Linked DNA regions of Homo sapiens: all the other regions are linked to region 3. A link is a contact called in ENCODE Hi-C or POLR2A ChIA-PET data. All regions are on one chromosome and are shown on one strand. The core of a region is the stretch at or near the end of the contact, and the rest is flanking DNA. Distances in the headings are between cores, read along the strand shown. Region 1 holds the start of RAB5IF (RAB5 interacting factor). Region 2 holds the start of CEP250 (centrosomal protein 250). Region 3 holds the start of NORAD (non-coding RNA activated by DNA damage). Region 4 overlaps MTCL2 (microtubule crosslinking factor 2).

Evidence for each region. Hi-C counts contacts between places; a loop is a spot of excess contacts on that map. ChIA-PET counts read pairs that join two places held with the same protein, here RNA polymerase II (POLR2A). Pooled maps may share reads with other maps.
Region 1: a loop to region 3 is called in a pooled map, with 29 times the contacts of the local background. The contact joins the promoter of RAB5IF here to the promoter of NORAD in region 3. A Hi-C loop is called at or near these places in 3 of 37 single-sample maps with no recorded cell type and 6 of 50 pooled maps. POLR2A ChIA-PET finds 5 or more read pairs at or near these places in 3 of 52 experiments (HEK293, RWPE1 and activated CD4-positive, alpha-beta T cell).
Region 2: a loop to region 3 is called in a pooled map, with 10 times the contacts of the local background. The contact joins the promoter of CEP250 here to the promoter of NORAD in region 3. A Hi-C loop is called at or near these places in 1 of 168 maps with a recorded cell type or tissue (B cell) and 6 of 50 pooled maps. POLR2A ChIA-PET finds 5 or more read pairs at or near these places in 2 of 52 experiments (Caco-2 and activated CD4-positive, alpha-beta T cell).
Region 4: a loop to region 3 is called in a pooled map, with 5 times the contacts of the local background. The contact joins the enhancer-like site here to the promoter of NORAD in region 3. A Hi-C loop is called at or near these places in 1 of 37 single-sample maps with no recorded cell type and 6 of 50 pooled maps. POLR2A ChIA-PET finds 5 or more read pairs at or near these places in 2 of 52 experiments (B cell and GM10248).

Annotation. Positions count from the first base shown.
Region 1 is chr20:36,602,163-36,607,976 of GRCh38, reverse strand. RAB5IF (RAB5 interacting factor) reads right to left here and starts at 2,198. Exons shown (of 4, transcript NM_018840.5): 1 at 1,912-2,198; 2 at 159-262. The coding sequence starts at 2,025. TGIF2-RAB5IF (TGIF2-RAB5IF readthrough) reads right to left here. Exons shown (of 5, transcript NM_001199535.2): 3 at 159-262. RefSeq lists enhancers at 1-1,053, 2,405-2,544, 3,275-3,324 and silencers at 1,895-2,204, 2,884-3,283.
Region 2 is chr20:35,453,519-35,459,359 of GRCh38, reverse strand. CEP250 (centrosomal protein 250) reads right to left here and starts at 3,762. Exons shown (of 35, transcript NM_007186.6): 1 at 3,609-3,762; 2 at 986-1,056. MIR1289-1 (microRNA 1289-1) reads left to right here and starts at 5,263; the gene lies at 5,263-5,406. It also overlaps a transcript of GDF5 not described here. RefSeq lists a silencer at 3,968-4,347 and enhancers at 4,368-4,517, 4,778-4,827.
Region 3 is chr20:36,048,861-36,054,150 of GRCh38, reverse strand. NORAD (non-coding RNA activated by DNA damage) reads left to right here and starts at 3,191. Exons shown (of 1, transcript NR_027451.1): 1 at 3,191-5,290. RefSeq lists a silencer at 3,246-3,455 and enhancers at 2,943-3,514, 2,995-4,194.
Region 4 is chr20:36,833,591-36,839,161 of GRCh38, reverse strand. The region is part of intron 2 of MTCL2 (microtubule crosslinking factor 2); the gene reads left to right. Among named protein-coding and RNA genes, the nearest start is that of MTCL2, 27 kb to the left of the region's middle. RefSeq lists a silencer at 3,170-3,459 and an enhancer at 3,690-3,749. Within about 2 kb of position 2,046, at least 24 of the 41 ENCODE cell types and tissues checked have a DNase peak (open chromatin) inside an H3K27ac peak, as active enhancers do; they include B cell, where a contact is called at or near this core.

The DNA of each region.
Region 1 (5,814 bases), core at 949-3,448, 550 kb before region 3:
CACCAGACCCAGGAGTGCCACTGTAGGGCTGCTTCTTTGCTTTAGTCATCACACACACACACAGCTCCAGAGCAGCAATGGCCTTTCCTGTAACAGGAAAAAAAGCCTCTATTTAAAAAGAAATGATACCATGAAAATATAAGATACCCAAGACTTACCCTGCTATTCCCAAGAACCCTCGTAATGGCAAAACTCCCCAAATGACACCCAGGACCACAGCAATGATCTGTCGGAACCAGTAGATCACATCTAAAAATTCATCCTGTAGAAAAGACAGAAAATGCAAGAATTATCTGGAGTGGGTGCCACAAGACAGCAAAAGGGGAGAATATTAAACCTTTCTGCTAAACATATCCAGGAAATTTGTTTCCCCCCAAAGGCAACAGTATGTGCTTCCTGTTTCACCTCTTACTTATACTAAAATGTGGTAGAAATGATACATTTAGGGGCTGGGCGTGGTGGCTGAAGCCTGTAATCCCAGCACTTTGGGAGGCCGAGGCGGGTGGATCACCTGATGTCAGGAGTTCAAGACCAGCCCGGCCAACATGGTGAAACCCTGTCTCTACTAAAAATACAAAAAATTAGCCGGGTGTTGTGGCGGGCGCCTTTAATCCCAGCTACTTGGGAGGCTGAGGCAAGAGAATTGCTTGAACCTGGGAGGTGGAGGTTGCAGGGCAACAAGAGTGAAACTCCGTCTCAAAAAAAAAAAAAAAAAAAGATACATTTAGACATCATTAAGCGATCACTTCCAGAATCTGTGCTCTAAATCAAAATTCTAGAGGTGCATATATAATATGGCCTGTAATGAAATGACTGTGATAATAATTGTGCTACTGGCCGCACATACGGATTAGAACCATAAATGCTGGAGGCAGGTGCCACTATATTTAAGTTTAATGGAAGAACACAGACGACTCAGGTTTCTGATCTGCCCTAGATTCCAGAAACCAGTCCTTATACAAGAAAAGAAAGAAATGACACAGCAGATTAGAGACTGCAGGTTTTGCAAGAGCTGGGCAGGGCTGGGGGCAGAACAAGGGCACCTTCAGGAAGTGCCTCCCATCCCCCTTTACAGGAACTTCAGGAAGGAAAATCCACTTCGGCAGCCCAGAAAACCAAGAAATGACTGCAAATATAATACGCTTTTCAAGCTACCTGGAATCAAGCTGTTTGTGATGGCCCCTTCCAGATCATGGAGCAGAGTTACGAAGCATCCTCCGAATGGGACGAGTAAGAACGTTCTGAAGTCCCAACCAATTCTCGCACATATCTGGTGGCGTTTCTCCACCCCCACACCTCACACTCACCCAGCGGGTGGTCTCAGTCTCCCCTCTTGACTCATGCTTATCAAAGTATTCGGTCCTTTACATTCAACAAGCAACAGCAGCTCAAGATTAGCGAGCCTCACTATGTGCAAAAGGCTTTAATGTACCACAGTACCCCACTTCAGAGTTATTCTGAGTTAAACGAGATTCCGCTTGCAGAGCACCTGGCACGTAGAAAGCATTCTCAGCAGAAGTCTGTTACTGTTAATGTTTGTGCTACTTAATTCGAAAGAAACAAGTAACCTACTCAAAACCCTACTGCACATAAAAGGCGGAGGCCGAATCGAATTCAGCTCCCTTTCCCAGTTCAGGCACAAACCCTGCCCGCGAATGACAACGCCTCTCCCCGCTCCTCGCCAATTCCGCATAACTAGGGGGCTTCATCCTTAGGCCACCCTTCGGGGAGCTCCAAGCCCAGCTGTCCGCCCAGTGCCCGCCAAGTTTGCTCTGACACCCTTGGGCCACCCGCCCCACTGCCCTACTCGATTGTGCCGGAACGAGGACGAGGGCAGGCCCGCGCCAGTCTTCCGTTCCCCGAGTCCCAGCCGACTCCTCGCACCCGCGCCCTGTTCAGACTCCACCGTACCTTATCCTCCCAGGCCGCGTCGCTCCGCAGCACCTTACTCCAGACGGAGACTTTGAGGGCCCCGTTGGCCAGCTGCGGCTGAGGCGGCTCCTCCTTCCGCCGCCCGCCGCTCATCCTCCCGTCGCGCCGCCCGGGCCGGGCCTGGGGCGCGCGGGCTGAGCCAAAGGGAGTCGGGGTCTAGGGTCGCAGGTCACGGCGCGGGGCGGCTGCAGGCTCAGCGGCCCGGTCCTGCGGCGCGCTGCGGTTCCTCACAACCTGGCCAAGCTACCCGGTTCCGCCGGCTCTACAGAGCAGGCGCCGCGAAGGGAGGGGCGGTGCAGTGTCGCGCGCCCTCCCGCCGACGTGCTCACGCAGCCAATCGGCGACCGCGAAGCCATCCGAGTGAAACAGCGACCGGCGCCTTGGCGCAAGCGCGCTACTCGTGGCGGAAATGACGTCAGCATCCGCCGGGCTCGCGGTAAGGTGTGAGGGGAGGGACAATCTTGGTAGAACGGTGACATGGGCGCCAGGAGGCGCTGTGGAGACCGAGGAGGTAGGGGAAAACCGAGGCTGGACGTCAGCGTCGCCCAGTCGGCCACAGCTGCCCCTCGAGCAGCGAGTGGGGCAGGAGCGGCTCTACCTTTCCTTGCGACCTACTCGCCTGCTGAGCCCAGACCTTGCTCCAGGGTAGCTCCAAGCTGCCCCACAGGATTTAGCCCGCTTATTTTCTCCCCTAACCCTGCAAGTTCTGTAGGGCCTTGTTGAAGATGTTAACTCTTCTGTAATAACTAACCATTTCATCTTGCCCAGCACCCTCTTTTGGCACACGAGAGCCCTGAGACCCCAAAAGAGGAAATGAGATTCTGAGGCCGTATAGCAAGGTGGACCCAACCGGGGACTCCTGGGCGGCAAATACAAGGATTGGGTTAGGTATCAGGATATCTGAGTGTTCACATACAGCGTCCTCACCATGTGCTGCGTCAGTGGTTCACAAAGTGAGCTTCCGGATCAGCAGCGGCCGTATCGCCTGGGAACTGGGTAGAGGCGCAGGTTCTCGGCCCCCATTCCACGCCTACTGACTCAGAACCCCTGGGGATGGGGCTCCTTCCGGTGGCCCTCCAGGTGGTGCCAGGCTCACTGTGCTGGTAAGTCCAGAGACCAAGGCACATCCCTTCTGGACAGTGGATTTTTTTTTTTTTTTTTTTTTGAGACGGCACGGTCTCTGCTCACTGCAACCTCCACCTCCCGGGTTCAAGCGATTCTCGTGCCTCAGCCTCCCACGTAGCTGGGATCACAGGCGCCCACTACCACGCTCCACTAGTTTTTTTTGTATTTTAGTAGAGACGGGGGTTTCACTATGTTGCCCAGGCTGGTCTCGAACTCCTGAGCTCAGGCAATCCGCCCATCTTGGCCTCCCAAAGTGCTAGGATTACAGGCGTGAGCCACCTCACCCGGCCTCTGGACAGTGGATTTATAAAGACAAGTAATGTATCTGGTACCTGGGTGTGTCTGACTCCAGAATCTGTGCTCTTAACCGTTAAACTTTAAAGCTGAGAGTATCTTTTTTTTTTTTAAACAGGTCAGAGTATCTTTTGCATACCTATCAACATTCACCTGTAATTCTTCACTTTTCAGGAGTAATAGAACCTCCCTAGGGAGGCCAGGCGCAGTGGCTCACTCCCATAATCCCAGCACTTTGGAAGGCCGAGGTCGGTGGATCACTTGAGGTCAGGAGTTCGAGACCAGCCTGGCCAACATGGTTGAAAGCCCGTCTCTACTAAAAATGCAAAAAAAATTAGCCGGGCGTGGTGGTGGGGACCTGTAATCCCAGCTTCTCAGGAGGCTCGAGGCATGAGAATTGTTTGAACCTGGGAGGTGGAGGTTGCAGTGAGCCAAGATCGCGCCATTGCACTCCAGCCTGGGCAACAGAGCAAGACTTGGTCTCAAAAACAAAACAAAAAACAAACAAAAAACCTCCTAGAGAGCTTTTCCAGAATACTATAGCTGCTGTTTTCCACCCCAAGCCCACCCTGACATTGTTTCAGTAGATTAAGTGGGGCTGGACCCCCAAGGTGAAACATACTGTGATCACGTTACTGTCTGGAACTGGTGGAAGGGCCGTATACGTTATATGGGTGCACTCCTTTTGTCCTAAGTTTCCCCGTGGGTCTTGTTCTTTTCAGCCCTGCCTCTTTTCTGATCCAGTTTCCCTCCCATATGAAATGGTAAAGCTTAGCCAGTTGAAGGAAATCAAAATATTTTACCCCAAAATATGGCTCCCTAGTATAATGACTATTTTAGTTTAGTTTTTAAGACAGGGTCTCACTCTGTTGCCCGTGCTCAAATGCGGTGGCATGATCAGGGCTCACTGCAGCTTTGATCTTCTGGGCTCAAGCGATCTTCCCACCTCAACTTCCCAAGTAGCTGGAGCTGCAGGCACAGGCACATGCCACCAACCTGGCTAAGATTTTTTTTTTTTTTTTTATAGACAGAGTCTCACTCTGTCGCCCAAGCTGGAGTGCAGTGGCATGATCTCAGCTCACTGCAACCTCTGCCTCCCAGATTCAACCAGTTCTATTGACTTAGTCTCCCCAGAAGCTGGGAATACAGATGCGTACCACCACAACCTGGCTAATTTTTGTATTTTTCAGTAGAGATGGGATTTTGCCATCTTGTCCAGGCTGGTCTCAAATTCCTGACCTCAAGTGATCCGCCTGCCTCAGCCTCCCAAAGGGCTGGGATTACAGGCATGAGCCACCACACCCTGACAGGTTTGTTTTTTTTTGTTTTTGTTTTTTAATTTTCTGTAGAGACAGGGTCTCACTATGTTGCCTAGGCTGGTCTTGAACTCCTGGGCTCAAGCAGTCCTCCCACCTCGGTCTCCCAATGTGTTGGGATTACAGGCATGACCCACTGTGCCTAGCATAATGAATATCTGAACTTGAAAACCTAATCAAGGTGCTGGAAGAGACTTTTCCCGTATCTACATAAAGATATGACTGACCCACCAAGGAGAAGAGTTCTTGTTCCTCTCCCTGTTATCTCACTTTCTTTTTTTTTTGGGACGGAGTCTCGCTCTGTTGCCCAGGCTGGAGTGCAGTGGCGCGATATCGGCTGACTGGGTTCACGCCATTCTCCTGCCTCAGCCTCCCCAGTAGCTGGGACTACAGGCACCCGCCACCATGCCTGGCTAATTTTTTGTATTTTTAGTAGAGACAGGGTTTAACCGTGTTAGTCAGGACAGTCTTGATCTCCTGACCTCGTGATCCGCCCGCCTCGGCCTCCCAAAGTGATGGGATTACAGGCGTGAGCCACCACACCCAGCTATCTCGCTTTCTATTGCAGAAGAGAAGACAGTGTAACCACACCTGAACAGACCCTTTTTCAAGGTAATGACTGTCTCCAAGAATAATTTAAATTCCAAAGATAACTATTTACAGGTTAATTTCTGTTTCTGATCCATTCTTCCTAATAATCATTTGTTGTCCCTCAGTAAAATTCCTTGCTCCCCCTTCCCATAACCTGTTCTACCAGGATCCAAGCCCCCATTCTTTCTGTAACCTCAAGATGGTACAGAAGCTTCTGTACCTGGTCGGGTGCAGTGGCTCACACCTGTAATCTCAGCACTTTGGGAGGCCGAGGCGAGTGGATCACCTTAGGTTAGGAGTTCGACACCAGCCTGACCAACATGGAGAAACCCCATCTCTACTAAGATTACAAAAAATTAGCCGAACGTAGTGGCATGTGCCTGTAATTCCAGCTATTCAGGAGGCTGAGGCAGGAGAATTGCTTGAACCTGGGAGACGGAGGTTGCAGTGAGCCGAGATCGTGCCATTGCACTCCAGCTTGGGCAACAAGAGCGAAACTCCATCTAAAAAAAAAAAAAAGAAGCTTCTGTACCTTATTGGGGAGTTGGGGAGCTGG
Region 2 (5,841 bases), core at 2,513-5,012, 600 kb after region 3:
CATGATTTGGCAAGGTGGTATTAGTAATACTTAAGCAAATAAAGAAAATTATATTACAATTATATAATTATTTTACTTTAGCAGATAATTAAAAAATTTTAAAGCTATTTAGAAATTTAGTCCACCCCCCTCATCTTGCAGATAAGGAAACTGAGGCTTGTAGAGATAAAGCAACTTCATTTTGTTTATATTTTTATATGCCCCACTTATCTCAAAAAATGATTTGCATGGCCAGGCACAGTGGCTCACACCTGTAATCCCAGCACTTTGGGAGGCTGAGGCAGGCGGATCACTTGAGGTCAGGAGTTCGAGACCAGCCTGGCCAACACTGTCCAGCCTGGGCGACAAGAGCAAGGCTCCATCTCAAAAAAAAAAAAAAAAAAAAAAAAAAAAGATTTGCATTATAGCAAATATACCATACTAAAAGGGGAGACTGGGTGCAAGGTATACAGGAACTCTCTGTACTATGCAATTTTTCTGTAACCCTAAAATTGTTGTAAAAAATAGTTTTAAAAAATGATTTAAAGTTTTTTAAAACCAAAACAATCCTCATAAAACTAAAATTTATTAAAACAAGAATAAAAGAGAAGAGACAGAGAAAAATTATCTCAGGAATCTTTCTGAAATTCAGATTTCATTCTGAGCTTCCTCAAGACACAGTTCAGCATCCTTTTACAAACACACTGCCAGATCAGATCTGCTAGGAATAAACTAGCAGAGCCCCCAAAGGGAAAGTAAATTTCAATGTGCCTGAGAAAGGGAAAAGAGCAGTAGCTGGCAAACTAACAAATTGGATTACATCTAAATAAGATAATGAGTGTCAGTGTACTTCTAAGCTGTAAACCACTGAGCCAATGTTATCATTACTGCAGGAAAAAGGGAAAGATTCATTTCTTTTGTACATTAATTTATCCCATAAACACTCATGAATTTCAACTCAGTATCAGGAGTCTGCCACAGTGGTACAGAAATGAACAAGACCTACCTTCCTACTTTTGCTAAGGATCAGACAGGGAAGACAGCACCCTTACTAAAGACCAACAGCCACCTGTGAACCTGGAGTGGAAAGTGACAGAAGAGTGAGATAAATTATGTATTTGATCCTCTCTCATCCAAAATACTACAAAAGGAGTATTTAAATAAAGTTTAAAAGAGAAGCAACACTACCACCTAAACTTGGAATAGAGGCATAAATGCTACAAGGACTAAGATGCAGAATGGTATTAAATAGAATTTGTCACTTAAAGCAAAAACAGAAAAATACTTGAGGACACAAACATTTTATTTACTGAGAAAGAAACTACAGTATAGACATTTGTGTACAGACATAATTTGTTTCTTACTCCTGAAAAAAACAAATTAGCATGCAGCTCCTTATTTAAATCTCATGTGGGGCCTCTCTGTTGCTCTCTTCCAACCTCTGGCCTCTCCCACTCAGTCTCCTTTGCTGCCTTTTCTCATCTCCCCAGTATCTAAAGTTTGGAAACCTCAAGGCTTCAGACCTCTTCTCCATCTCCATTAATTTCCAAGGTAATCTCATCCAGTGTTTTGTTTTGTTTTTGAGACAGGATCTGGCTCTGTTACCCAGGCTGTAGTGCACTGGCATGATCTCAGCTCACTGCAACCTCTGCCTCCCCGGTTCAGGCAATTCTCATGTCTCAGCCTCCTGAGTAGCTGGGATTACAAGCATGTGCCACCACGACCAGCTAATTTTTTTGTATTTTTAGTAGAGACAGAGTTTCACCAAGGTGGGAGGATCTCTTGAGGCCAGGAGTTCAAGACCAGCCTGGGCAACACAGGGAGATTCCCATCTCTATTAAAAAAAAAAAAATTGCTGGCTGTGTGGCATTCACCTGTAGTCCCAGCTACTTGGGAAGTTAAGGTGGGAGGGCTGCTTGAGCCAAGGAGTTCGAGGCTGCAGTGAGCTGTGATCACGCCACTGCACTCCAGCCTGGGACAAGATGCTCAAATAAATAAATAAATAAAATACTATCACCTCTCCACATAACACTAGTACTTTTATTTACCTTACCATGCTTTTTCTGTCCCTATCTAATTATTATGTAATATACTTACCAAAATGCAAATTCCACAAGTGCAAAAGCATTGTTTTATCGAATGCTGTATTCCCAGCTCCTACCTAAAACACAGCCTGGTTTATAACAAGTGCCCATTATTACTGACTATTATAGGACATTAGGTAACATGATCCATATTATCACCAATGGTCTTGCAAAATGCTAACAGCTCTATTACCTATATAAAAAGCAAAAAAACAGGCTGGGTGTGGTGGCTCACAACTGTAATCCCAGCACTTTGGGAGGCTGAGTTGGGCAGATCATTTGAGGCCAGGAGTTCGAGACCAGCTTGGCCAACATGGCAAAACCCCATCTCTCCTAGAAATACAAAAATTAGCCAGGCACGGTGGCGGGCGCCTGTAATCCCAGCTACTCAGGAGGCTGAGGCGGGAGAATCGCCTGAACCTGGGAGACAGGATGTTCCAGTGAACCCAGATCGCACCACTGCACTCCAGCCTGGGTGACTGAGACCAGGTCTCAAAAAAAAAAAAAAAAGTGGGGGGAGGCATATAACTTATAGCTTGGTCAGTGGCAGAGCAATGACTGAACCCCAATCTGATTCCAAATTCTACACTCTCTCCATTACATTAGCTGTTAAAGCATGAACATTACATTAGTTAAAGCATGGACTACGAACTCACAGCTCTGTGAGGGGCACTTCTTAAATAGTGAGCGATAATGACACCTATGTCTGCAGCTTTCTGATCGAAAAGGAGCAAAGAAAGATAGAAGAACTAAAGGAACAGAGGGCGTACCAGTAGCCTTGGTTTTGTTGTGACCTCTATAAATCTGGGACCAGTTCTCCTTTCTAAGCCTTCGCGGTAAAATACTGATCACAAGCCTAGCCTCCAATAACTCCCAGGGCCAAAGTAAAGATCAATTCAACAGACGTTGATTAAACCCAAAGGCAATCTAGTCAAGTCATCAAATGCCCTGGGGACAGTTTCCCAGCTCCATCCACTTATTAGTTGTGGGACTCCTGGCAAATTACTTTTTCTATGAATACCTCAGTTTCTTCATGGGTAAAACGTGAAGCTATAGAAAGAACTCACCCCATAGGATTGTTGGGAAGATTAAATAGGCCTTTGGCTGAGCGCGGTGGCTCACGCCTGTAATCCCAGCACTTTGGGAGGCCGAAGCGGGCGGATCACCTGAGGTCGGGAGTTCGAGATCAGCCTGACCAACATGGAGAAACCCCGTCTCTACTAAAAACATAAAATTAGCCGGGTGTGGTGGCGCATGCCTGCAATCCCAGCTACTTGGGAGGCTGAGGCAGGAGAATCGCTTGAACCCGGGAGGCGGAGGTTGAGGTGAGCCGAGATCGCGCCATTGCACTCCAGCCTGGGCAACAAGCGCGAAACTCCGTCTCTAAATAAATAAATAAATGGGCCCTTATGTGTAATGCATTCAGTAGCACCTGACAATTTGTGATCATTCCGTACAGTAAGCCATGACTATTATCATCACGTGCTAGGCCCTGGGATCTAGAGATGAAAAAGGCAAGGCATAACATCTAACGAACGAGCTTACGGTGTCAACGAGGGGCCGGGAAAGTAACTCGGTGCACAGCGAGTGCAAAAACCGAGAAGCGAATGCAGCTGCGCCTGGAGAAGGCGGCTGAGAAGCGATACTTCAGCAGGGTCCTGAAGAATGGGAGCTCCAGAGTCGGGTGGCGGGTGGGACTGGGCTTTCGGATAGATTACGTGCAAATCCGCCAGGACACAGGGAGCGAGGGGCGGGGGGGCGGCAGAGCGCGGCGCCTCACCCTCCCAGCCTGGGATTGCGGCTACTGGACACGAGGGTCGGGAAGCTCTCCTTCGGCGCCGACTGGAGCTTAGCGTGCTGGCGGCAGCAAGAAGCTGAGGCAAGCGGGCCCCGGGCCCTAACGACGCGTCCCAGCCCCTCTCTGGGCCTCGGGTTCCTCCCGGGTAACAAGAGGCCGCTGCCCGAACGGGATTCCCTCAGGCGCCCTAGACGGGCGGGTCTCCGGGCCTCGGACGGTTAACCCGAGCACCTCCCACCTGCCCCTGAGGCCCCACCTCACCACGCTCGGCTCCCGCAGACGCCCGGCTAGTTGCTCCGCGATTGAGCTGCGGCAGCCGCTGCTAAGGCCCTGCGGGGGACGGGGGCGGAGCCCACCCCGAGGCAGAGGGCCAGGCCCCGCCCCCCCAAACTCCCGCCCTTTGGGAGGGGCCCGCCCCTCCAAGTCCTGCACCTATAGGCAGACTGAGCCGGCGCAGGGCCTCCCGCCATGTTGGGTATTGGCAGCCGACTTACTAGAGAGGCCCTGAAGGAAAGGGGGTATTATTTTAAGAATTATAAGATCCCTAGCCAGAAATGGGGACGGTCAGGGTCTCTGGATTCGCGAAAGGGACATTTCGGAAGCAGAAAAGAAAAATTGCCCTCAATCATTTCGCTTTTGGCTTCAGTGTTACATACAGCGCATGTGCAAGGTCACCTGGTTCTAGGTGCGCCTGCGCACAGCTCCACCTACAAACCAGACTACAATTACAACTGCCGAGAAACAAAGGGGCTCGCTGCCACTGGTTAGCGATAATACTGGCAGCGCGACCGGTTTCTGAGGGTTGTTCACCTTGCTGCTCAGACGCTCCGAGAAGCTTCAGGCAGCATAACACTTACAGGCGAGTTACTTACTCAACACTCGGTTTTGTCTGCATGTCTCTGCACAGAGTGTTACCTTTACCTGACTTAATCCGTCCCGGAGCTGCAGTTCTGCTTAAGCCTGACTTCTAGAGAACTTTTTCTTCCCAATAGGACCCATGCGTTATTCCTGTAGCATTTTGTGTATAAATTTTTTTTTTTTTTTTTGAAATGGAGTCTTGCTCTGTCGCCAGGCTGGAGTGCATTGGCACGATCTCGGCTCACTGCAACCTCTGCCTCCCAGGTTCAAGTAATTCTCCTGCCTCAGCCTCCCGAGTAGCTGGGACTACAGGCGCCCGCCACCACGCCCGGCTAATTTTTGTATTTTTAGTAGAGACAGGATTTCACCATGTTGGCCAGGATGGTCTCGATCTCTCTTGACCTCGTGATCCTCCCGCCTCGGCCTCCCAAAGGGCTGGGATTACAGGCGTGAGCCACCGCGCCCGGCCTTGTGTATAAATTGTTAATGCACTTTCTTAGAGTTGTAAACTCCATTTACCTGCCTCACTCTTGCACTCAGTGGTTCTCAATTTTTAGTAGGAATTAAAAACAAAACTGGTAAATGCAGACTCTTGGTTTCCACCCCCAGAGAATCCCTAAACCGGGGGTGGAGTCCAGGAATCTGCATTTTAGAAAGTACCCAGGGTGATTCTGATAATTGGGAACACGTTTTAGGAAGCGCTGCATGAGATTGTGAGCTTGAGCGTAGAGACTGTAATTTGGTCATCTGACTATAGCGCTCAGCACAAGGCCTGGTACAAAATAGGTGCTCAATAAGTGCTGAGTGAATGGGTGAATGAGTGGATAGCTCGAGTGAAACAGCAAGGCTTCAGGTTAATCCACAGCCAAAGGTAACCTGAGAAAGGAACGCTTAAAAGCTATATTTTATCTTTCTCCTGTAAGAACACAAAAAAGATCTTAATAGCTAATTTGAGAAATAGAGAAAGTGGAGAGTAAAAGGGGAAGGAAGGACACGGATTCTGAAAGGCAAACTATCTAGAGAGGGGAAAAGGAACATCTCCAGGCACTAGACAGAGAAAACGATGCAAAGAAGCAGTGGTGTGGGATTCCATCCTAGGGAAATAATCCCACAACAGGCATT
Region 3 (5,290 bases), core at 1,942-4,441:
GCGGATCATGAGGTCAAGAGTTCCAGACCAGCCTGGCCAACATGGTGAAATCCCATCCCTACTAAGAATACAAAAATTAAAGGGATGTGGTGGCACGTGCCTGTAATCCCAGTTACTCAGGAGGCTGAGTCAGGAGAATCGCTTGAACCTGGGAGGCGAGGGTTGCAGGGAGCCGAGATCACACCACTTCACTCCAGCCCAGACACAGCAAGACTGCGTCTCGGAAAAAAAATAATAAAAGAAAAAGAAAAAGAAAGCAGGATGTATACATGTTTTTCATCATCCTCATCTTTAGGTTCCAGGAATACCCACATGTTTGGCTGCTTAGGCGGTGGGAAGCTCAGAAAGGGGACCAGGAGCCTCTCCTACTCCTTGTCTTGGCTAATGTATCAACTACCAAACTACCCATTAGCGCTAGTGTTTGAAACTTGTATAATCCATGGCTCTTCCTTCCCCTCCTCCCTCTTCTCTCAGGTATTCAGCCCACTGGCTTCTTCTCTTGAAATGCTAGAAACACTCACTTCACCGGTTTTCTACTTCTGTGCAACTCTCCTGGCTCAGGGCCTTGTCATCTCATTGTGGACTAGAGCCCCTGGACTTCTCGCCACCTCTCCTGTCCACCTTCCACCAGCAAGGCCTTTCTGACTGCAGGATTTTCCTCCTGGGAATCATGTCTGAGTCTGCATCAAGAGTCTTAATCCTTTGATCTTTCTTTACATTTCCAGAATTGTATCCAAAGGAACTCAGGGCCAGTGGTGGTAGCTCATGCTTGTACTCCCAGCACTTTGGGAAGCCGAGGCAGGTGGATCACCTGAGGTCAGGAGTTTGAAACCAGCCTGGCCAACACAGTGAAATCTCATCTATACTAAAAATACAAAAATTAGCTGGGCATGGTGGCACACGTTTGTAGTCCCAGCTACTTGGGAGGCTGAAGCAGGAGAATCATTTGAACTCAGGAGTTGGAGGTTGCAGTGGGCCGAGATGGCACCACTGCACTCCAGCCTGGATGACAGAGCGAGACCCTGTCTCAAACATAAATAAATAAATAAATAATTTTAAAAATAATAAAAATGCAGGCCAGGTGCGGTGGCTCACACCTGTAATCCCAGCACTTTGGGAGGCGAAGGTGGGTGGATCACCTGAGGTCACAAGTTCGAGACCAGCCTGACCAACAGGGTAAAACCCCGTCTCTACTAAAAATACAAAAAATTAGCCTGGCCTGGTGGCGAGTGCCTGTAATCCCAGCTACTTGGGAGGCTGAGGCAGGAGAATCACTTGAACCCAGGAGGTGGAGGTTGCAGTGAGTCAAGATCGCACCATTTCACTACAGCCTGGGCAACAGAGCAAGACTCTGCCTCAAAAAAAAAAAATAAAAATACAAATACAAACAAAGGAACTCAGAGGCTGGGGGCGGTGGCTCACGCCTGTAATCCCAGCACTTTGGGAGGCCAAGGCAGGTGGATCACGAGGTCAGAAGTTCGAGACCAGCCTGGCCAACATGGTGAAACCCCCGTCTCTACTCAAAAATACAAAAATTAGCTGGGCGCGGTGGCGGGCGCCTATAATCCCAGCTACTCGTGAGGCTGAGGTAGGAGAATCACTTCAACCTGGGAGGTGGAGGTTGTAGTGAGCCAAGATCGCGCCACTGCACTCTAGACTAGGTGACAGCGCAAGACTCCATCTAAAACAAAAAACAAAAAAACCCAAAGGAATTCAGAAGTCTACACAAAATGTGAAAATTCACGAGGAAGTTCATCACAGCATTAATTCTAAAAGCTGGAAGTGTCATTTCCAACCTTATCTTAATTGACACATCAGCAGCATTTGACACTGTTGATAAATTCCCCTTGAAACACTTTCCTCATTTACTTCCAGGACACCACACTCTCCTGGTTGTTCTCCTACCACCCTGGTCGCTTCTCAGTCTCCTTTGCTGGTTCCTTCTCATTCCCTGACCTGTAAACGTTACCCAGGGATCAGACCTCAGACCTTGTCCCTCTCTTGGTTCTCTCATGCAGCCTCAAGGTTTTAAAGACATCTATATGCTGACGACTCCCAAAGATTCATCTCCAGTTCAAACCTTTCCCTGAATGCCAGACTCATAAATCCATCTGTCTGCTTGACATTTCCACTTGAATGTCAAACAGACATCTCAAACTTAACATGCCTAAAACTCAGCTCCTGGTGTTCTCCCCAAAGCTTGCTCCTCCCATGGTTTCTTCCATCTCACTTAAGGCGGCTGCCTTTTCATTTGCTCAGGCCAAAAAGTGTGGAGTCATCTTTCAGTTCTCGCTCTCCCACTTCACATCTGGTCCGTCAGCAAATCTTATAGACTTGAGCTTATGTCAACCCCTGAATTCAACCACTTTTTGCCCCCTTTGCTGTCGTCGCCCTGGCATAAGTCCCTATCATAGCTCACCTGCTTGATTGCAACAGTCAGTTATCAGGTCTCCCTGCTTCTGCCCCTGCCTCCACTTCAGCTCTCCCGCACTGCAGTTCAACTCCCTCCCATGGTCCCATTTCTCTCCTCTCTTCCCCAGCCTCTTTGCTGTTCCTGGAACAGGCCTGGCCCACATGCTTCGGCTTTGTGGCCTGTGCATAAGCTGTTCCCCTACAGACATCTCCAAGCATGGCTCATCCCCTCGCCTCCTTCGGGTCTCTGCTCCAGAGTCACCTGGCCGTACTATAAAGCATTCCGCACCTGCACTTCATATTCCTCTTTCCTTTTTATGTTTCCAAAGCACTTTCGCTATCTACCCTTTTATGCATTTTAAGGATCTTGTTTATTGTTGTTTCCCTTACTAGAATGTAAATTTTAGGAGAGCAGAAATTTTCCTGTGTTTTTTTCTTTACTGCTGCACTCCCCCGTGCTTAGAGGCACATAGGTGCTCGGTAAACAGGTGGTAAATGAGTCAATAAATGAAATATTGGAGTCTTCTTATCCAGCACCGGAGGAGTAAGGAGATAGAGAAGCAACGTTTGCTCAGGGAATTCTGAGGCCAGTAGCAATTTCCGTTGCGAAGAGCAAGCGGGGTGGAGGGGGCCCTAACCCCACGTGACCACACCCCATTCCCCATTCCCCACCCCCACGCCGGAACATTGCAGACCCGGAACCACGGCTCGCGGGCCCCCAGCGCAAGGGCACTTCCGGTACCGCTCCTCTCTTGCCAGCGCAGAGAACTGCCAAGTCAGTTCCGGTCCGGCAGAGATCGCGGAGAGACGCAGAACGCAGCCCGCTCCTCCAGGGCCCTCCAGGCCCTCCGGCCCCGGGCCGGCGGGTGAACTGGGGGGCCCCGGGACAGGCCGAGCCCTCTGCCCTGCAGATAACGGAGGCCTCTGCTGTGGCTGCCCACTGGCTGTGCCCGCCCACTGGCTGTGCCCAGACCTTGAAGCCGCAGCGAACCTCTCTTTCCCACCCCACCTCGGTGACTAATGGCGGCCGTGGCGTCTCCCAGCCCGGACCCCGCCGGCACCCGGGTCTCCCGACCCAAGCCTCGACGAAACCCCCGCAGAGCCGCCGGGACGCAGCGCCTTTGGGCGGCGCTGGGCGTGGTGGGCCGGGAAGTATGGCGGCAGCTCGAACGCCGCGCGGCGGAGGCCATTAAGGCGTGGACGGCCCGGGAAGGCGGCCTAGGGACGCAAGCAGGCTCGGCCGCCTCTTTAGGCCACGGAGCCGCGCAGATCCGGTTCCCGGGTGACCACTCTGTCGCCATTGGGCGAGACCTACCTAGTCCTGACGACAACGGACAAAGGCCTTAAGGGGCCTGGAAGGTGAGCGAAGTCCCGAACGACGACGGGTGGAACGGTTAGCGGCCATCGGGCGGTTGGTCTTCATTCTACCAGACTTTGCTGTCGGAAGAGAGAAATGGTAGAATGACAGGCCACGTTTGGCCCGTTGGAAATGCCCACCACCCTCTGGGAAGATTTACTGGCCGTTTATGGAAGGCCTGTGTATATAATATGAAAAAGCTGCTCTCAACTCCACCCCAACCTTTTAATAGAAAACATTTGTCACATCTAGCCCTTCTAGATGGAAAGAGGTTGCCGACGTATGATAAAATAGAGTTAGAAAGTTACACATCTTGTAAATTCTCATTTGTTTAAAAGAAATCATAGAAAATACATGTCTTCTGGAGATGACTTTTGGAAATGGAGTTGTTAAGACGGCCTCTGGAAGCGATACGTCCACGTTTGTTAAGTGGGTTAGATGACATGGAGCTGGAAGACCTGAGAAGGAAGAGAAGAAGGTTCTATGCTAGACTGGTCATATTTAGAAGACATTTTCATATTCTATCCATTGTTTTGTGTGCATTTTATTCCTCACTACTGTGTATATAGTTGACAATGCTAAGCTTTTTTGAAATGTCTCTTCTTTTTAGATGTTCTGAAGTGCCTGATATGTTAAAATTAGAGGTAGCAAAATCACATTTTGTAAATACCTTTTTGTTACAATTCATAGGAAATATTTTTGGGGGGGAATGGCCAAATCACCTGTTGAGTAATACTCATTGTGTTTGTGCAGTGGTTCAGGGGAGGAGAGAGGAGGGGGAGGTGCAGAGAGCTCTATGCCATCCTGTTTACAGCGAGGCAAGATGAATCATTATGTCTGTGCATTTTGTTTTACTTATCTGTGTATATAGTGTACATAAAGGACAGACGAGTCCTAATTGACAACATCTAGTCTTTCTGGATGTTAAAGAGGTTGCCAGTGTATGACAAAAGTAGAGTTAGTAAACTAATATATTTTGTACATTTTGTTTTACAAGTCCTAGGAAAGATTGTCTTCTGAAAATTTGATGTCTTCTGGGTTGATGGAGATGGGAAGGGTTCTAGGCCAGAATGTTCACATTTGGAAGACTCTTTCAAATTATAACTGTTGTTACATGTTTGCAGTTTATTCAAGACTGCTGTATACATAGTAGACAAATTAACTCCTTACTTGAAACATCTAGTCTATCTAGATGTTTAGAAGTGCCCGATGTATGTTAAATGTATAGGTAGTAAAATACCACTTTGTAAATATCTTTTTGCTAAAATTCATAGGAAATGCTTTTGGAAATTGAATTGTGAAGCCACCTTTGTGAACAGTATAGTAATGTCTATACTTGTTCAATAGTTTAGAGGAGGTAGGAGGGAAGAAATTGCAAAAGGTAATATTACTAGTGTGTTCATACTTGGACATTTTCAGACACCATTTTTCTATATGTTTTGTGCATTTTGTTTTGCTCTGTATATAGTATATATAATGGACAAATAGTCCTAATTTTTCAACATCTAGTCTCTAGATGTT
Region 4 (5,571 bases), core at 797-3,296, 790 kb before region 3:
GGCCCAGGTTGGCCTTGCATCTCATTTCCGTGTGTCCATGGCCAAGTTCTACCACCTCTCTGGGCCTCAGTTTCCTCATCTAAGTAGGAATTCCTGGTGAACCCACAGGGCTTCTATCAAGGGTATCCCAAAATGATATCATAATATGAATCCTTCCTACTAGCAGCAGCTACTGTTTTTTTTTTTTCCTTTGAGACAGAGTTTCTCTCTTGTTGCCCAGGCTGGAATGCAATGGCGCGATCTCAGCTCACTGCAACTTCTGCCTCCCGGGATCAAGCGATTTCTCTTGCCTCAGCCTCCCAAGTAGCTGGGATTACAGGCACCTGCCACCACACCCGGCTAATTTTTGTATTTTTAGTAGAGACAGGGTTTCACCATGTTGGCCAGCCTGGTTTCGAACTCCTGACCTCAGGTGATCTGCCCACCTTGGCCTCCCAAAGTGCTGGGGTTACAGGCATGAGCCACTGCGCCTGGCTGAGAAGCTACTGTTTATTGAGTATCAACCACCACCTGGTGCTAGCCTCTAATTGTCCCCGCACAGTTCCATGGGGGTTTCTTTTTCTTCTTGTTTTTTTAGAGACAAGGTCTTGCTCTGTTGCCTAGGTATCAGGCAGTGATGTGATCATAGCTCACTGTAGCCTCCACCTCCTGGGCTACCCCCACCTCAGCTTCCTGAGTAGCTGGGACTACAGGCACACACCACCACACCTGGCTAATTTTTCTATATGTTGTAGAGATGGGGTCTCATTATGTTGCCCAGGCTGGTCTCAAACTTCTGGGCTCAAGTGATCCTCCTGCCTTGGCCTCCCAAAGTGCTGGGATTACAAGGATGAGCCACGGTGTCAGGCAGAGGTTCCTTAATTATGCTAATGAAAAGTAGTGAAGGCCTCGAGACCATCCTGGCTAATACAGTGAAACCCTGTCTCTACTGAAAACACAAAAAATTAGCCAGGTGTGGTGGCAGGCATGTGTAGTCCCAGCTACTCGGGAGGCTGAGGCAGGAGAATGGCGTGAACCCACGAGGCGGAGCTTGCAGTGAGCCAAGATCGTGTCACCACTGCACTCCAGCCTGGGCGACAGAGCGAGACTCCGTCTCAAAAAAAAAAAAACAAAGAGAAGTAGTGAAGGCCTAGAGTTGGTCAAGGCTGGTTTAAATCTTGGCTCCAATATACCTGAACTTTATTATTTTGAGCAAAGTCATCAATTTCAGTGTCCTCATCTGTAAAATGGGTTTGCAGCAATCTCTATCTCACAGGGTTATATGAGGATTAAATGAAATAATGCGGGCTGGGCACAGTGGCTCATGCCTGTAATCCCAGCACTTTGGGAGGCCGAGGCGGGCAGATCACCTGAGGTCAGGAGTTCGAGACCAGCCTGGCCAACATGGTGAAACCCCATCTCTACTAAAAATACACAAATTAGCCGAGTGTGGTGGTTCCCGCCTGTAATCCCAGCTACTCAGGGGCTGAGACAGGAGAATCGCTTGAACCCGGGAGGCGGAGGTTGCAGTGAGCTGAGATCGCGCCACTGCACTCCAGCCAGGGTGACAGAGTGAGACTCCGTCTCAAAAATAATAATAATAATAATAATAATAATAATAATAATAATAATAATGTGGGTAAAATGCCAGCATAAGGACTCAAAAATGTTAGCTATCATTATTTCCATTTTCTTGATGAAGAATCTGAGGTTCAGAGAAAAGCAATACCTGCCGAAGGTCAAGGGGCGCTCAGTGTGTTGGTGGCAGAGCCCAGGCTCATGAGCCTCCCAAGCCTCCAGCTTGGCCTCACTGCTCTCTGCTTCAGGAAGCAGGGGAAGGGTGGGTGGGAGGTTGGCAGGTGGGATGTCCCCCTGCCTGTCTTCGGAAGCTCTGGTCTGGTGGTGAGAACTCCAGGGCCCCCAGGCCCGGCCCTCTGCCCTCAGAACTCAGCCCAGTGTGATCTGGTGACACGAGGAGCTGGGATGGGGCCCTAGGGAGGCTTCCTGCAGGGGTGACTTCTGAGTGAAGGCCCAAGGGAGAAGTGGGCCTGAGCCAGGAAGGGGGAAAGAGGAAGGTGGCAGAAGATGGCTCCTGTGAGGACCCAGGGGAGCGGCAGGATGCGAGTCAGCCACACACTTACCTGGGGAGAAGTCCCTTCTGTTGGAAGACACTGGCAAACTCAAGCCCTATAGCCTTTCCAGTGGAATATAAAAGAAAAACCTTTGTTAAGGGACCAGGGAGAGCCATGGTTTCAAAGGCCAGCAGAACCAGGGGAGGTAAACAGGAGTGCCTGTTCCAGGAAGCTGCTGGCGCCCCCTGTGGTCTTGTTGGTGCACAATGGGATTGTAGTGCTGTCCTACACATGAGGCAACCAATGGTTGTGTCTCCGCCAGAGGTGGAGGCTCATGCCTGTAATCCCAGAATCCCAGCGCTTTGGGAGGCTGAAGTGGGAGGATCGCTAGAGGCCAATAGTTGGAAATCAGGCTGGGCAACATAGCAAGACCCTATCTCTACAAAAAAATAAAAAAAATTAGCAGAGGCTGGGGGTGGTGGCTCACACCTGTAATCCTAGCACTTTGGCAGGCCGAGGCGGATGGATCACCTGAGGTCAGGAGTTCGAGACCAGCCTGGCCAACATGGTGAAACCCCGGCTCTACTAAAAATACAAAATGAGCCGGGTGTGGTGGTACACGCCTGTACTCCCAGCTACTCAGGAGGCTGAGGCAGATGAATCGCTTGAACCTGGGAGGCCGAGGTTGCAGTGAGCTCACACCATTGCAGTCCAGCCTGGGTGACAGAGTGAAACTCTGTCTCAAAAAAAAAAAAAAAAAAAAAAAAAATTAGCTGGGCGTGGTGGCAAGTGCCTATAGTCCCAGCTATATGGGAGGCCAAGGCCAGAGGATTGCTTGAGTCCAGGAGTTAAAGGTTTCAGTGAGCTATGATTGCAGCACTGCACTCCAGCCTGGGCGACAGAGCGACAAGGTCTCTCTCTAAAAGAAAAAAAAGAATGAGTTAGTTTCCAAGTTCAAAGCGTACCTCTACTTGACAGGGCAGCTCCCGGGCATATTCAGATTCCAATCACTGGGTTGGGAGGGGTGGGGGGTGGTGGGGGAAGGCAGTAGGGAGGAGATGGGGAGGGGGAGGGAATAGCTGGAGAAGCTCAGAGGAATCTGCGTTTGGGCATATAGTGGAGGATTTCTGGGAGGGACACAAAAAAATGTCAGACTTCAGAAAGATGAGGAAGAGGCGGAGGAGAGGCTGGGACCTGGAGCTAGCTGCCGGCTGCGGCGCCTCCGTGGGTGGAGCTAGAGCAGCGGCGGCGGCGGCGGGGAGGCGGGTGTGGGGAGCGGGTGTGTGGCTCTCCGGAGTCTGGGCGGAGAGGAGGGGCCGTTTCTGTTGGGGTTTGAATTAGCCAATCAGCATCCCTCTTGCCCTTCCCTCCCTCCTCTCCCCACGCTGCAGCTGGAGCGCTGAGCTCATCTGCGGGCCTGGGGCCTGAGCTGGATGGACACCTCTGGCCACCACCCTGAGCCCCATGTGCTGGGGTCGTTCTGGGGGGTTTTGGGAAGTTATCAGAATGCTGCTTTCCCTGGCATCGTCTTGGAGGGCTTGATGGACCCGAGTGGGGAGGGGGCGGGCGCTGCCTAGGAGGGTACCTCTGGGACTTCCCCAACTTGCTCTGCCAGCTCCGTGGTCCATGCCCTGACTTGCCCCTACCGCTTGGTGCCTCATTTTCCCCTTCTGTTAAATGTGGCTTTTGACCAGCTGAATCCTCAGGGCTTTTGAGCTCCTGTGGTTTTATGGAGCAGAGGGGTATTGGTGGGGTGGGGTGGGGGGTCATGAATAAAACCACAGGCCTCAGTGCCCCCCCCCAACCCCCAGCTCTCCCTCTCTGCTGGTCCTCACCGTTGACAGGACCTACAGAACCTCGGTGGGGCCTTTGCCCAGCATGAGGAGGGCAAGGTCACGGGGCGGAGAGCTGCTGTGCCACGTTTGCTGTGTGGCCTTGGGTAAGTTCCTTCACATCTCTGAGCTTGTTTCCTCATGGAAAATGGAGATAAAATGAGTCCCTCCCTCTAGAGGTTTTTGTGAGGATAAAATGAAATAATTCAAGTGAAGAGAGTATTAAATACTAGGTCTGGAAATAAACATGTATTGGTTGTGGTTTTCTTTTTCTTTTTTTTTTTAAGGCAGGGTCTCACTCTGTCACCCAGGCTGGAGTGCAGTGGTGTGATCTCAGCAACCTCTGCCTCCTGGGTTCCAGCAATTCTCCTACCTCAGCCTCCCAAGTAGCTGGGATTACAGGCATGCGCCACCATGTCCAGCTAATTTTCGTATTTTTAGTAGAGATGGGGTTTCTCTGTGTTGGCCAGGCTGGTCTCTAACTCCTGACCTCAGGTGATCTACCCACGTCGGCCTCCCAAAGTGCTGGGATTACAGGTGTGAGCCACCATGCCTGGTCTGGTTGTGGTTTTCTTATTGCTGAGAAGAACTCACACAGCAAGTATAAGTTCTTCTGAGCAATACATCAGTAGGACTACTAGTAGTAGTAGGCTAGTAGGACTGGTTGGTAGTAGTAGTAGACTAGTAGTCTGGGGGCGAGGGTAGGCCAGGATCTCAGCCTCCCAGGGTGGATAAAAATCACCAGGAGGGCTTGTTCACAACATACATTCCCAGGACCCGTGAGGAGCTGAGACCGGATACAAGGAGGTCAGGTCCAGGGAATCTGGGATCTAAACTCTGGTCTAAAGTGACTCCTGTGGGAAGCCAAGGACACACCAGGAGCACGCCCCCTTCCTCAGATACAGATGTTGCTGGAGAAAATGTTCTGGCTTTGGGTTTCATTCCTAGGTGACCTGTGCAGGTTACCTCCCTTCTTTGAGCCTCACTTTCCTCATCTGTAGAGTGGGGGTGACATTCCTACCCTCCTGGGGTTTGTAGGAGGATTCAGCCACACGGAGTCCAGAATGCTGCCTGGCCAGGGGATGCTCTTCCTTTTTTCTTTTTTTTTTTTTTTTTGAGATGAAGTCTTGCTCTGTCACCCAGGCTGGAGTACAGTAGCGTGATCGCTGCTCACTGCAACTTCCACCTCCCGGGTTCAAGCAATTCTCCTGCCTCAGCCTTCCGAGTAGCTGGGATTACAGGCATGCCACCATACCCAGCTAATTTTTGTATTTTTTTAGTAGAGACGGGGTTTCACCGTGTTGACCGGTCTGGTCTCGAACTCCTGACCTCAAGTGATCTGCCGGCCTCGGCCTCCCAAAGGGCCAGAATTACAGGCATGAGCCACCATGCCCGGCCTTGTTTCTTTGTTTCTTTCTTTCTTTCTTGAAACATAGTCTCTCTTTGTCACCCAGGCTGCAGTACGGTGGCTGATCACAGCTCACTGCAGCCTTGACCTCCTGGGCTCTCAAGGGATCCTCCTGTCTCAGCTTCCTGAGTAGCTGATACTGCAGGCACACACCATCATGCCCTGCTAATTTTAAAAAGTTTTTATAGAGATGGGGGTCTCCCTATTTTGCTCAGGCTGGTCTTGAACTCCTGGCCTCAAGCAGTCTTCCTACCTCGACCTCCCAAAGTATTGGAATTAC